Linked DNA regions of Homo sapiens: region 2 is linked to region 1. A link is a loop called in an ENCODE intact Hi-C map of the cell type or tissue named here. Cell type or tissue: PC-9. All regions are shown on one strand. Each heading gives the region's core, and the rest is flanking DNA. Links, peaks and the distances in the headings are about the cores only. Region 1 overlaps ACP6 (acid phosphatase 6, lysophosphatidic). Region 2 overlaps GJA5 (gap junction protein alpha 5).

Evidence for each region. A loop is a pair of places that touch in the nucleus more often than their neighbours do. Peaks named below come from ENCODE experiments on the same cell type or tissue, not always from the same donor. Only the 100,000 strongest peaks of a DNase experiment are listed, where the experiment ranks them.
Region 2: a loop joins it to region 1, with 5 times the contacts of the local background. A loop is called at or near these places in 1 of 110 quality-filtered maps.

Annotation. Positions count from the first base shown.
Region 1 is chr1:147,664,076-147,666,875 of GRCh38, forward strand. The region is part of intron 1 of ACP6 (acid phosphatase 6, lysophosphatidic); the gene reads right to left. Among named protein-coding and RNA genes, the nearest start is that of ACP6, 5.0 kb to the right of the region's middle. In PC-9, for the core only: CTCF peaks have their summits at 1,663 and 1,864; no DNase peak of the experiment used is centred there; H3K4me3 peaks cover 1,277 bases.
Region 2 is chr1:147,756,331-147,759,130 of GRCh38, forward strand. GJA5 (gap junction protein alpha 5) reads right to left here. Exons shown (of 2, transcript NM_181703.4): 2 at 1-2,800. The coding sequence ends at 1,832. The region is part of intron 1 of LOC102723321 (a long non-coding RNA gene); the gene reads left to right. Among named protein-coding and RNA genes, the nearest start is that of GJA5, 2.9 kb to the right of the region's middle. RefSeq lists a silencer at 2,051-2,345. In PC-9, for the core only: no CTCF peak of the experiment used is centred there; DNase peaks (open chromatin) are centred at 1,171 and 1,481; H3K4me3 peaks cover 833 bases; H3K27ac peaks cover 2,456 bases.

The DNA.
Region 1 (2,800 bases), core at 264-2,763:
CCCTCCATTCTTCCCAAAGGCATGTGTCAGTCCCACTGGCACCTGGTCTCCAACACCTGAACCTCCTTCTGACACATCAGAGGACCAGGTGTTCACAGAGAGGCCTTCTTCCTTCTTTCACAGTTAATCACTGCTCCCTCTTTCTGACCCTCTAACCCCTCTGGATAAAAAAAACCCTTCGAGGGTTCATGGCTCATGTGGCCCCACCTCCTCTCTAGCAGCCCCCTTACCACTTCTTCCCTATTCTACATACTTACTCACTAGCCACGCAACTTCCTTTCCTTTCTCATATTTCATGGCCTTTCAGTATCATGTTTCTTATGCCTGGAATTTTCTCTCCTCATTCATTTAGAAAGACTTTTGTTCATTCCTTAAGACTTAGCTTAAGTGTTCCCAGAAACCTTGGTCATGGCCTTATGCTTTCACAGTAGCTTCAGTGGCTCTCTTTAGTAGCCTTTACCAAAGTGTATTAAACGAGCTCCTTTACTGGTCTGTCCTGGCTTCCTGAGAACAGAGACTCGGTCATCTATTGACTTCTGTTTCCCAGCAAAGGGCCTCACACACAGTAGGTACAATTAATAGCTCCAACAATTTGCCAGCTCCTGTGGAAGATACCCATCTTGAGAAAACTTGACCCTGCCTTTCCTGGGTGTTCAAGTTAGTAAAGAAAAAAGGCCAGCTGTGAATGTAAATGACAGCAATACCATAATAGAAGCTGACATGTGCTGCAAGAAACCATATGAAGGCCATAGCAGTTCAAAGGCAAGACAGACCTTCTCTTCTGGCTGGGGATTCAGGAGAAGTTTCATTGAGGGAATAGCATTTTAAATGAATAGTATTTAGACAAGCAAATACCTGTACTTATAAAGGGTGACATTCAGAATTCCAAAAATAACTAGAAAGCTTGCGCAAAGCAGAGATGGTAAAGAATGTGTATGGCAAAGAAGTGGTTTGGTTTGCCTCAACCTGGGAATGGTTTTCCAATTTTTAAATCAGAAAATACCACATAAAGTTTAACTTTAGATTTGTATGTATAAAGGCAAAAACTCGAATTTCTCTAGTTGAAGTAGGAGGGAATCCCACAGCCCCAGCCGCTCAACATCCTCTTAGCCCACAGGCTCCACAGAATAAATCTGAAACCTGGCAGCATACATCACAATTGGAATGGGAAGACTAGATGCAGAAAAGCCCATTTTGAGATGTTAGCAATAGTCCACATGAGAGCCTAAGGCCTCATCTAAGCCAGTTAACAATAGAGGAGGTAGATGTAAGACATTTGAGTTAGACTTGGCAAGTGAGTAAATAAAAGCTTTATGTGGGGACTGTGTTGGTAGGTAAACACAGAAGAACAAAAAAGAGACTACTTTGATTTTTGAGCCTTGTAATGGAGATATTCCTTGACTAAAACTAAGACCAAGACAGAAAAACAGGTGGAAAGCTGATTTCAGTTTTGGACATTTGGAGACACCTCCTTTGTGTTCCCAGTGCTCCCAGCATATTGCCTTAATTGATATCTGTTGTCTCTGCTTTATCACATTGAAACTCCTTTAAAGGCAAGACTGAATTATCCATCCTTGTAGTTCCAGTGTCCACCACAGGGCCTGACACAAAGCTCCACAGGGCCATTCAGCCTCACTAAGAAATCTGTTAGGCACATTCACCAAGAGAGGACCCTTGGCGTCTCCTAGGAGTCTGGAGTCCAGGTCACGTCAAGTCTAAAGTACAGTTTTCAGATTTTCAAGAATGGATGATACATCAGTTTCATATAATAGTGTCCACCCCACATACACACTCTCATTCTCATTCCTGCTCTTAAGCTTCCCAGTTAGTGGCAAAGACTAACTTGATAATTTTACTTATTTTGTGTATACCCCTCTTCAAGGGGTAATAAAGTAGATATAGCAAAAATTAAAATATAGTAAGACAACCAATTCAAAGTAGGCAAGAAAGACAAAAGCAAACAAATGTAGGGACAAAGAAATGGATGCAGTAACACGGTTACTAAAATATGTACACCATGAAGATCTGTTTACTTACTATAGGTGGGCCACAGACTTGGCACCCAGCTTCCTGACTTTTACATAAAGAAACAAACTTGATCAGCTAGACTAGTTTAAAGAAAAAAGCAAGCCAATTGTTCAGGAGAAGCACACCATTCCTAATGCTAACAGACAAATTCCTCCCAAGGGTCCTCATAAAGAGGATAGAGTAATATAATGAACATCTTTTCAGCAGTCACAGCAATGAGTTCTGTGGGATTGTTTCTCCTAGTTCTCTCAACACAGAAAGATAACCTCTTACCAAAGCACATTTCAGCGAAGGCAATTCTGTACTGGGATTGATATACTACATTCCAGGTAAAAGAACAAATCTACATAAAAGTAAACAAAAACCTCCCAGGTGTAGATTTTAAAATAAAGCAATCATATTAAACCTTGTCTGTATACTGGTATTACCAGGACATTTTTTAAAAGTTACTGATGCCTGAGTCCCAACCTGGGATAACCGCATTTGGATTATCCCCCAAAAAAGTGGGGCCTCCACTTTTTTAATGCTCTTCAGTCCAGATAATTCTCAAGCTTCACCAGAGAGTCTTTTACATTATCTGGATACCCCGGACCAATTAAATTAGAATCCTTCGGAGGGAGACCCTGGCATGTGTATTTTTTAAAGCTTTCCAGTTGACTCCAATGTTCACCACGGTTAAGAACCATCGATCCTGAAGAATGGGTGGACCTCATGTAATGCTTCTTGAATACCGCTTCTTTTAGCTGAGTTTTGGAAAGGTACTAAGCAATAA
Region 2 (2,800 bases), core at 178-2,677, 92 kb after region 1:
GAGATAGAAGGAGAGAAAATATTAATGCTAGGCAATAGATTAAAAGGTGTCCCCTCCAGGGACCCGGGATGATCAGACATTCCTTCCTAAATGGCATCCTAGTCACTTTCCTCCACCTCTCCACTCTCATTTATCTTTCCACCCAACAATAGCATCCAAGTGTCAGCAGAGGGCCCAGAGATGGGCAGGTGAGTCAGAGGTTGAACCTCCTTCTGAGCCTTTACCCTCCTCTGTCCCAACCTCTTGTGGCTATCTGTTTAGGTTAATAACTGCCAGGCAGCCGGAGAGGAGAGCAGGAAGACACAAGTTTCTCTGTGGTTTCCTTTCCTTATTTCAGGACTCCCCAAGCCTTTACCCATCCCATCAGCACCCACACACACACACACGTGCATTTTAATAATGTAATAATCCCTCTATAAGTCTCAGTTTCCAATTCCAAGCATCGTTTACCTTCATCCAAAACAACAGCAACCCATTATGGATCCAGTGAATACAGAGACCAGGCCAATCCCTGGGGAAGGCAAGGCTTTTCTACAGCCCCCACTTGGCAGTCTCATTAGGGGCACTAGGGAGACATAGGAATCTCTGCGCTCTTTAAATAAAGGCCCTGCCAAGAGAGCTGGAGATTCCCCTACTATTTCCTTGCCCCTGCTAAAGCCTCCAGGAGAGAGAGATCTGGGGGCCTCCATAGCTGTCATCACACCTCCTCTTGGCACTAAGTTGGCAGTCAGCAAAGGAAGTAAATAGGAGGGGAAAATAGTTTTCCAGTGTTTTCTCTCCATTTTTATTTTCATCTTCACAGCAGAATTTTTTTTTCCACAAGGGGAATCTGAGAAGTACAATGCTTTCTTTGTTTTAACAAGGCCTGGGGAAATTCCACTGGCCTCAGTGGCTGATGATCTGGTCAGGGTTCGAGAGAGGACAACAGCTTCTTGGATATTCCTGTTGGTAAGGCCTTCAGGGAATGGCTGGGTGAACAGCCAAGGGAGAAAGGGAAGGGATGGTTTCTATCATTGGATTGAACTGTAAAGGAGCTGCAGGGTGACAGATGTTGGCAGGAATTCCAGTAGAGTTTGTGTGTACAGTGACTCCCTAGCAGGGCTGACACCTGCACAGGCTAGGTGTACACCCTAGCAGAAGGAAAGGTTGCAACATCACCAAGGTGGGGCATTTGCCAGAGGTACATACCAGGGCATTTGCCAGAGGTACATACCAAGGCATTTGTAAAGCTGAGGCTGCTGGTAAAGTTCCAAGAAGCCCTTTTTAAGGCTGAGTAGAGGGAGGAGAAGCCAAGGGCAACCCAAGGCCATCTCACCACTACTCCGAGGAATGGTCCATGGAGACAACAGATTCAAGAGCACATATAATGCAAGTTCCTTGATTCATGCTGTCTATTGGCTGGGAACTTTGAGCTCTTCCTTGGAGGAGGGAGGGTGATCAGGTCAAGGAGGTAGGAACTTAGAGAACGCATTTGGTATGCTGCTGGTATGTAGAGAGAGAGTCATTCTATCCCTCTGGCTATCCCTTCCAGGCCAGCTTTTGCCATGCTTCCCTTCTTTCCCTCTACCCTGTTTCATGAGTAATCTGAAAGGCTTCGTATACTGGGTAGAGGGTGGGGAGGGAACTGCAGTCTGGGTGGGTTGTCACCTCTCTTACTATCCCAGAGCCCTGGTTATAGTTTCTAGAATTAATGAGCAACGTCATTGAGACCCGGGGCTCAAAGGAGCCAAGCAGTGATGACAGTGAGAAAGCATCAGTTCAGAAGGGACACGTCTTTCCTCTCTGAGCCTCCTTTGTTCCCACCTGGTCCTGATCCTCCCATAAAGGAGGGTCACACTGATAGGTCATCTGACCTTGCCTTGCTGCTGGCCTTACTAAGACGTCGCTTGTCACTATGATAGCCATGGGGAAGGCGGTGACCTGGTGAGACTCCATTGGGCACCTCAGGCTTCTGGCCATAACGAACCTGGATGAAACCTTCCCCAGGAGTCTGCTCCTGACCTCGTACTTGCTCGGTGACCAGGTTGTCTGTGTTTTGTTGGGAGGCCATATTATTGCTGAAGGGATTGAAGAATTTTCCCCCAGGGCCATTCTCCAGGCACTGATTAAAGTCGGGGGGTGGTGTGCAGCTCTGGACTATGCCCACAGAGGGGCCAGAAAGCTGGCACTTAGCCATGTGCTGCCGCGGTTTGACAAATCGCTGTCTGATCTTCTTCCAGCCCAGGTGGTAGAGTTCAGCCAGGCTAAGGAGGAGGGACAGTGCAGCCACAGCCAGCATAAAGACAATGAAGACATTCTTCTCTGTGGGCCGGGATACGTAACAGTTGACCGGGTGGGGACAGGGACTCCTGCGGCAGACATGCAGGGTGGTCAGGAAGATTCCGTAGATGAAGTACTGGCCCACAATGAAGCCCACCTCCATGGTGGTGCGGATCAGGATGCTGCACACATAGGTGTTGAGCAGAGTGCCCTGGAGGGCAATCCTTCCATTCCCTTCCTCCCAGCAGGACAGTTCTGCCTTCTCTGCCACCGGGTACTCGTAAGAGCCAGAGCCCCGGACCTCTTTGGCCCTCTCGGCCTCCCGTAGCTTGCGCTTCTCCTGCATGCGCACAGTGTGCATGGCGTGGCCCATGTACACCAGAGAGGGCGTGGAGACGAAGATGATCTGCAGCACCCAGTAGCGAATGTGGGAGATGGGGAAAGCCTGGTCGTAGCAGACATTCTGGCAGCCAGGCTGAATCGTATCACACCGGAAATCAGCCTGCTCATCCCCCCAGGAAGACTCAGCAGCTGTGCCCAG